Regions from separate parts of the Homo sapiens genome. Here region 1 is linked to region 2. A link is a contact called in ENCODE Hi-C data. All regions are on one chromosome and are shown on one strand. The core of a region is the stretch at or near the end of the contact, and the rest is flanking DNA. Distances in the headings are between cores, read along the strand shown.

Region 1 (3,791 bases), core at 1,207-3,706, 1.0 Mb after region 2:
ATAAATGACTTTAGACCTTTATCTCACATCATACACAAAATTATTATTTTTTGCCTTTTTAATTTGTATTTTTATTTAATATTTTTTATTTCAATAGCTTTTGGGGTACAAGTGGTTTTTGGTTGCATGGATGAATTGTACAGTGATGAAATCTGAGATTTTAATGCAAGCGTCACCTGAGTAATATACGTTGTACCAAATATGTAGCTTTTTGTCACTTGCCCTCCCTCCTACCCTCCCCCTTCTGAGTCTCCATAGTCCATTATATCACTCTGTATGCCTTTGCATACCCATAGCTTAGCTCCCACTGGTAAGCGAGAACATGCAATATTTGGCTTTCTATTCCTGAGTTATTTCACTTAGAATTATGGCCGCCGGCTCCATCAAAGTTGCTGCAGAAAACATTATTTTATTCTTGCTTATGGCTGAGTCGTATTTATGGTATATATATACCTTATTTTCCTTATCCACTTATTGGTTGATGAGCACTTAGGTTAGTTCCTTATCTTTGCAGTTGTGAATTGTGCTGCAATGAATATATGCATGCAGGTGTCTTTTTTATAATGATTTTTTTTCCTTTGGGTAGATACTCAGAAATGGGATTGTTGGATCGAATGGTAGCTCTACTTTTAATTTTTAAAGAAATCTCCATACTGTTTTCTATAGAGGTTGTACTAATTTACATTCCCACCAGCAGATATACACAAAAATTAATTTAAATGGACCATAAGCTTCCATGTAAGAACTAAAACTATAAAACTTCTTTAAAAGATAGAAGAAAAATCTTTGTGGCCTTGAATTAGGTAAAAAAAAGATTTTTAGATTTGACATCAAAAATATGATTCATAAAAGAAAATATTGATAAATTATACTTCAACAAAATTTAAAACTTTTCTTCTTCAAAAGACAGCATTAAGAAAGTAAACAGATAAACTATACACTTGGAGAAAATATTTGCAAATGGTTTATTTGATCAAGGATTTATATACAGATAATGCAAAGAATTTGAACAGCTCAATAGTTAGAAGCTAATTAAAAATGTGTAAAGGATTTTAGTAGACATATCACCTAAGAAGATATATAAATGGCTAACACATGAAAAATGTTCCAAATAATTAATCATTAGGGAAATGCAACTAAAACCAGAATAACGTACATTCAGTTCATACCCACTAAAATGCCTATAATTAAGAGATTGACAATACCAAGTATTGACAAGTATGTGTTGGTAAGATTTTAAAATGACATAGTCATTTGGAAAATAGTTTGAAAGTGTGTTAAAAAGTTAAACCTGTACTTAACAAACGATCCATCAATTTCACTCCTAAGTATCTATGAAGAGAATTGAAGGTTTATGTCTACCTAAAAGCGTACATGGGGGTGTTTGAAGCCACATTATTCATAATAAGTAAAAACTGAAAATAATTCAAATATCCATTAACTGGTGCATAGATAAAGTAAACTATCCATTAACTGGTGCATAGTAGATCTGTACAATGGAATCCCTAGCAGCAGCGAACCAAGGCTTCAAAGTTCCCTAGTGGTTTCTTTGCCCTCACTGCTGCATGCCACAAAAAGACCATGCTATGAAAAGACCAACATCTCCAAGCATAGCTGTAGATGACTTTGCTTTCACTTCTGGTTACAACTGAACTTACTCATTCTTTGTCTTCTAAAGAAGCCATTCATTTCTTGAGAACTTTTCTGGTGTTTGGTTCCAGAATCTGTCTTTTAGATGACAATTTTTTTTCTTCAGAGTTAGACACAGACTCCATGGCATTTTACTATATTTATAGCGTATTTTTATTATAGTTATGAAATCAGTTTTTTTCTTTTTAATGGAGTTCTTTTTCAAGTTTGATTTTTTCTTTTTTCTTTTCTTTTTTTTTTGTGTGTGTGTTTGTTTGTTGAGACAGGGTTTCACTCTGTCACCTAGGCTGGAGTGCAGTGGCATGACCTCAGCTCACTGCAACCTCCACCTCCTGGGTTCAAGCCATTCTCCTACCTTAGCCTCCAGAGTAGCTGGGACTAGAGGTAGGCACCACTACGCCTGGCTAATTTTTGTATTTTTTTGTAGAGACAGGGTTTCACCATGTTGGTCAGGCTGGTCTTGAACCCCTGACCTCAAGTGATCCACCCACCTTGGCCTTCCAAAATGCTGGGATTACAGGCGTGAGCTACTATGCCCAGCCCCGAATTTGATTTTATTATACCAATATTATCTTCTCCCCCTCCCACAGTTCCCCAAACACTTCTCTACACACTCTGGTCTGGCACAGTTTCAAATTTGTGGAGTTGATATCTGGGGCTCCTACTGGAAGGAGGATAAAAACAGAAGGAATTTGGCACGGGGCTCCTCCATCTTCCACGCATGCGGCATTTGTTCTGAGAATGTCAGCTCCCTCACAGTGCATGTCAGAATGGCATGCCAGCATGGGCCTCTGGTCTAGCACACAGAAAGGGTGAAGAGTACACATGGTGACCATTGTCACTTTGCAGATTTCCTGCCTCCCACTCACATGTCTGAGACCAGTTTTGCTACTGTTGCACCGCTAACCACAGAAGCCAGAAAGGGAAACGACTTTCTTTCTTTTCTTCTTTTTTTTTTTTTTTTTTTGAGATGGAGTCTCACTTTGTCGCCAGGCTGGAGTGCAGTGGCACGATCTCGGCTCACCGCAACCTCCAACTCCCTGGTTCAAGCTATTCTCCTGCCTCAGCCTCCCAAGTAGCTGGGATTACAGGCATGCACCACCACACCCAGCTAATTTGTGTATTTTTAGTAGAGACAGGATTTCACCACGTTGGCCAGGCTGGTCTTGATCTCCTGACTGTGTGATCCACCCGCCTTGGCCTGTCAAAGTGATGAGATTACAGGCGTGAGCCACTGAGCCCAGCCAGGGAAAATAAGTTTTCAATAGAGAATTTTCTATTAAGGAAGAGAGTGTTCTTTCAGCAAAGACAGGCTTTAGCCACACCTGTTTTTATAAGGATTTGAGGGGAGGGAAATATGCCAAGAGACAACTTCAGAAGTTTATAAAGACAAGAGCGACCTCTCCAAAACAGCTAGGAGAGTGGGTCTTTAGTGGTGAGGTCTTCATCTCTGTCTGATCTCTCTAGGCTGAAGGAAAGATGTGAATTTGCTGTGAAGGGATATTCTCCTCAAGGACACTTACCATCTGTTTCCTGGGGATAGGAAGGTAAGTCATCAGTGTCAAGAACCTTACTGGTAAAACAATAAAACAATGTATTCATTCGGATTTGTGCTCTTTAAGTGAGAGGGGTTCTAGAACAGCCTTTCTGTCTGGACCCCTTGATGGTAAACCATCCCGTGTGAGGTCTGCTCTTTACTGTGTGGACGAGGCCAGGGCTGTTATTTGACATCCGTGGCCACAGCCCACAGTCTAACGTCGGCCAGCTCCGGTGTGATTGTACTTAGTACATCAGTAGTCATGAGAAAACTGGCTAAGAAAACACAGAGCTTCAACTGGAACAAAATATTATACGTGCAACACCCATGACCGTGTGGCTGTTTTATCCCCATTGCTCCTTTCTTTTCTGCAGAAGGTTCTTTTTAAATTTTAACGTATATTTGTCCAATTGTTTGGTAATGCATTTCCATGTTTTCAGAAATAGTGAATCAAATCTGGACTGGAACAACACTCCCTCACTTACCTCCTGCACCCAGCGCCTGCCTCGCTGTGGGAATGCCCCATCCTTGGTGTCTTAAAATTTGCAGAGCTTCTTTACTTGTACATAAGACATGTGCATATACAGAGCAAAAATTCTGCATG
Region 2 (3,888 bases), core at 1,247-3,746:
GGTGACATGTGGCCCTTGCCTGAAACATTATTTTGAATTTATTTCCTGTAGGAATTGACTACAGGTGGGTTTTGTCTTGCAAGATAGGTTTCCTTTCTTGAGAAATCTCAAGAGAACAGAGTTTTCAGTAACTCTAAGACACGGTTAGGCCACTGCAACAACTTTATTTCTGGAGAGAACATGTGCTCTGGCTTCCTGCCTCTTCCTACTCTGGGGAAACTGGGGCCAATCTCGAAGACTGATCTCCTAGAAATGTCCTTTTTTATTCCAACAGGGTTTGATGCAGCTCAAAATACAGGCTGTAAAAGCAACAGAGTTAATAAAAAGGAGGGGGAAAGAAGGAGGAAGTAAATGTGTTAAGTGCAAATAAGAGTTGGCACCTAGGGCAATCATACTTGCCTCAGTACTTGCTGGCATCCTGGGAAAAGGCACTTACAATCTTGAAATTTGTTAGGTTCTTCGCAGCTTTAACTGCCGCTTCCTTCTCTGTGCCTCCGTTTCTCTGTCTATAAAGTAAGGGGAAAATACCTCATCTGAGATTTATTGAGAGCATCACCTGAGATAATCCATGCAGAGCACCTGAAATAGTACCTGGCACACAGTAAGCATTCAACTGCATCACAGATATTATTATTATTATTATTTTGAGATGGAGTTTTGCTCTTGTTGCCCAGGCTGGAGTGCAATGGCACGATCTTGGCTCACCGCAATCTCCGCCTCCCGGGTTCAAGTGATTCTCCTGCCTCAGCCTCCCAAGTAGCTGGGATTACAGCCATGCACCACCGTGCCCAACTAATTTTTGTATTTTTAGTAGAGACAGGGTTTCTCCATGTTGATAGGCTGGTCTCGAACTCCCGTCCTCAGGTGATCCACCCGCCTTGGCCTCCCAAAATGCTGGGATTACAAGCTTGAGCCACCATGTCCAGCTACAGGTATTATTATTACCTCATTCATCTGGGGATGGGGAGGGCATTGGTGGGTGGAGAGGAGCTGGTTCTCCTTTACTCCAAGGCTCCTACCTTCTCTTCCCTGGATGTTCTCGCCCCTGCTCCCATGCAAGTCCTCACAGACGGCCTCTGAAGCCGCCTTTGTTCCTGGTCTGGTTCCACAACGTTCCCATGCCCACTTGAGCTCCCTCTACTCCAAGTAGACTATTTCCAGGATGAGTACTTCAAGTACATCGAACAGTGACCTCAAATGCATTTCCTTGACTGTGCCTCTCTGAACTAAAAAGTGCAGAAATGTCATTGCTTCCTTCTTTTGTCTGGTCTTCCACAGGGCTAGGTTGGGATCCGGGGGGAGAGTAGCTTTCCTAGCTCTCAGCAGCTCAACTCCACCGAATTAGTGAACGATGGACATGTCCCCAAGAGGACTCTAAACCCACAGTCCCCAACATGGTGTTCTGCAGCATGCCACAGGTCATCTTGTTCTGTCCTCTCTGAGGGTGAGGTTGGAGAGGGACCCTAGGCTCACAGGCTCAGTGACAGTGACTCACCAAAGATCCTGTGGGCAGTCAGGGTCTGGGCCAGGCCAGTGAGCCCATTCATATGGCATGAGCCACAACACTGTTCCTCTTCCTCCGGCAGCAGCCCGTTTTGCGTGTCCCCTCACTATGAGCCGTGGGAGAAATTTGAAAGGGCTTGGATCAGAGGGCAGGGAGAAGAGGGTGGTCCTGACATCTGACACATACTTCATTTTAAACATGGGCTATGTATGACAGGCCTTCAGCTAGTTATTGAACAAAGAGAATAAGAGCCCTTTTACAAGGGCTTTACATATATTCATTCATTTGGTCCTCACAACAGCACTGTGAGTTAGAAGTCTCAATCTCACCCCTTTACAGATCAGGAAACTGAGGCAGATAATTTATTTGCCTATGGTCACAGGACTAGTGAGTGACAGAGCAGGTGGTTTGGTCTTACAGTCTATGTGTTTAACCACTACACCAAACCACCTCCCTAAGATGCTAGAGGGGGTTTGTGCCAATGCCTGGATTCTAAGAGATTAGATTCTCTTTAGGATCTCTGACCTGTTTCCTCAGCATTCAGAGATAAGGCCAGAAACAATGCCATTTGTGCACGAACTGACAACTGACGGTCCTCCTACCTCCTATTTCTATTTAAAAGGCACTGTAACTTCTTTCCACAGGCAGATCCCTACCTCTCCTCCCTTAGGGGAGGACGAAGGTGTCCCAGCCAAGGAAGATCCTGGTCTCCAAGGGCTGTACCCTACTGATCCGGAGGCAAAGCAGTGAGGGCCCACCCCAATTCCTCACCTCCCATTCTACTCTTCGGCAGAAGCATCTCAGTGTTGGAAAGATAAGGATTTCTTCCTAAAAAGGAAGGATTACACTATATCAGAGTCTGAAGATACAGTTTTCATTTGCAACGCAAGGGAATTCCTTTGAATCTCTACCTTATGATTTCCCTGCAAACCCACTCCGATGGGGCTGGAGAGTGCTCTCTCACTCAGATGAATCTCTCAGGGGTTGTCCAGCAGGTGTTTGCCAACTTGAAGAGCTACCTACTATCACAGACCTATAAAAGTACGCCTGTGGACAGACTGAAAACAAACAAACAAAACACACACACAAACACACAAAACAACCGCACACTGGGAGAAGTTCTAGGCAATTTCCTTGCAAATAACTGCTTTGAAAATTACTGTTTTAAATTGGCAGAACACTAAGGACTTTGAACAGATCATCCCTTTTACTCAATGTTTTCATAACCTTGAAGTGAAGGTGGAGGGAGCAGTACGTTTTAAGGTGCCAGGATTACACTACGGGGTCAGTGCTCCCGGATATGAACTTTCTTTTTCAGACCGACCTTGGGACCTACAGCTTTGTAAGTTACTCATACAACTCCATCAAATGTTACAGGTAGGTCAGAGGACATTCAGGTTGTTTAAGCCTCTATAAATGACTCAGGCAGCAACAATTTACAACGTCTTTGTTTCTGCTATGCAGTGCCCTCCTGCTAGAGATGGCAAAAATGTGGGGAGGGCTTCAGAGCATTCTAAGCCTGGTATTTCTGGCTGGAATTTTTAAATCTCACTACAATCCTGACAAGAGACCACGACCTTAATCTCCCACGGCATGACTGGTTAGTCTTGATCGTAAGCCATATAATCAACACCCAAATGTGCATAACACATCTAAATAATGTCAAAACTACACTATATACCACGCAGGGGACCAGAAATCAATCTTTACCTCAAAAGGATAAGCTTCCAGGATGCAATAACATCCCCTTCCACCCTTTTCTACACCCTAAAACAGTAATATTCACGGTAACAGCAAAGCGGAAATCAGCTTTTCCTGAACATGTACTGAATTCTAGTCACATTCACACACGTTAATTCATTTAATTCCAGCCACAAGGTAGGCAGCCTCTGTTAACATTTTACAATTGTGAGAACGCAGAGATCTGGGACTGGCTCAAGGTGACACACTGCAGCAAGGAGTCAGAATTTGAATCCGAAGCAGTGTCCTTCCCCCTCGCAACAGCTGCGGCGTTACAAACACAGGTCAGCCACGGAGAAATTAATGACCCACAGCCATCCTTGCAGCTCTGCGCCATAACTGGGGAGACAAGCTGGTTCCCGTGACTCTTCAGTCTGTTTTCACCCAAGTGCATGACTGCGGGAGCAAAGCGACCACGTGAGCATCCCCCCCCCACCCCCCCGCTTCCCCCAGGCGAGGGACAGTGCCAGGCCAAGGACAAGTCACAGGTGCAACAACGTGCCAGAACTGGATCCGGAGCCCCAGGGCGCAAGATCTCCCGCAGCGTCACCCGGCAGAGGGACGGGTGTGGCCACCGGGCGCGGCAGGTCCTGCGTGCGCTGAAAGTGCGGCTGGAGGCGCGGACGGCTTTCCGGAGCCCCGAG

Evidence for each region. A loop is a pair of places that touch in the nucleus more often than their neighbours do. Pooled maps may share reads with other maps.
Region 1: a map with no recorded cell type shows a loop between it and region 2 (6-fold over the local background). The contact joins the enhancer-like site here to the promoter of SLC20A1-DT in region 2. A Hi-C loop is called at or near these places in 2 of 37 single-sample maps with no recorded cell type and 2 of 50 pooled maps.

What each region holds. Positions count from the first base shown.
Region 1 is chr2:113,691,260-113,695,050 of GRCh38, forward strand. All of the region lies in intron 1 of LINC02936 (long intergenic non-protein coding RNA 2936), which reads right to left. Among named protein-coding and RNA genes, the nearest start is that of LINC02936, 11 kb to the right of the region's middle. RefSeq lists enhancers at 2,182-2,271, 2,712-2,841. Within about 2 kb of position 2,457, at least 5 of the 41 ENCODE cell types and tissues checked have a DNase peak (open chromatin) inside an H3K27ac peak, as active enhancers do.
Region 2 is chr2:112,641,684-112,645,571 of GRCh38, forward strand. It overlaps SLC20A1-DT (SLC20A1 divergent transcript), which reads right to left and starts at 2,497. Exons shown (of 5, transcript NR_033871.1): 1 at 2,416-2,497; 2 at 2,276-2,332; 3 at 1,496-1,610; 4 at 400-506; 5 at 147-299. RefSeq lists an enhancer at 79-1,278.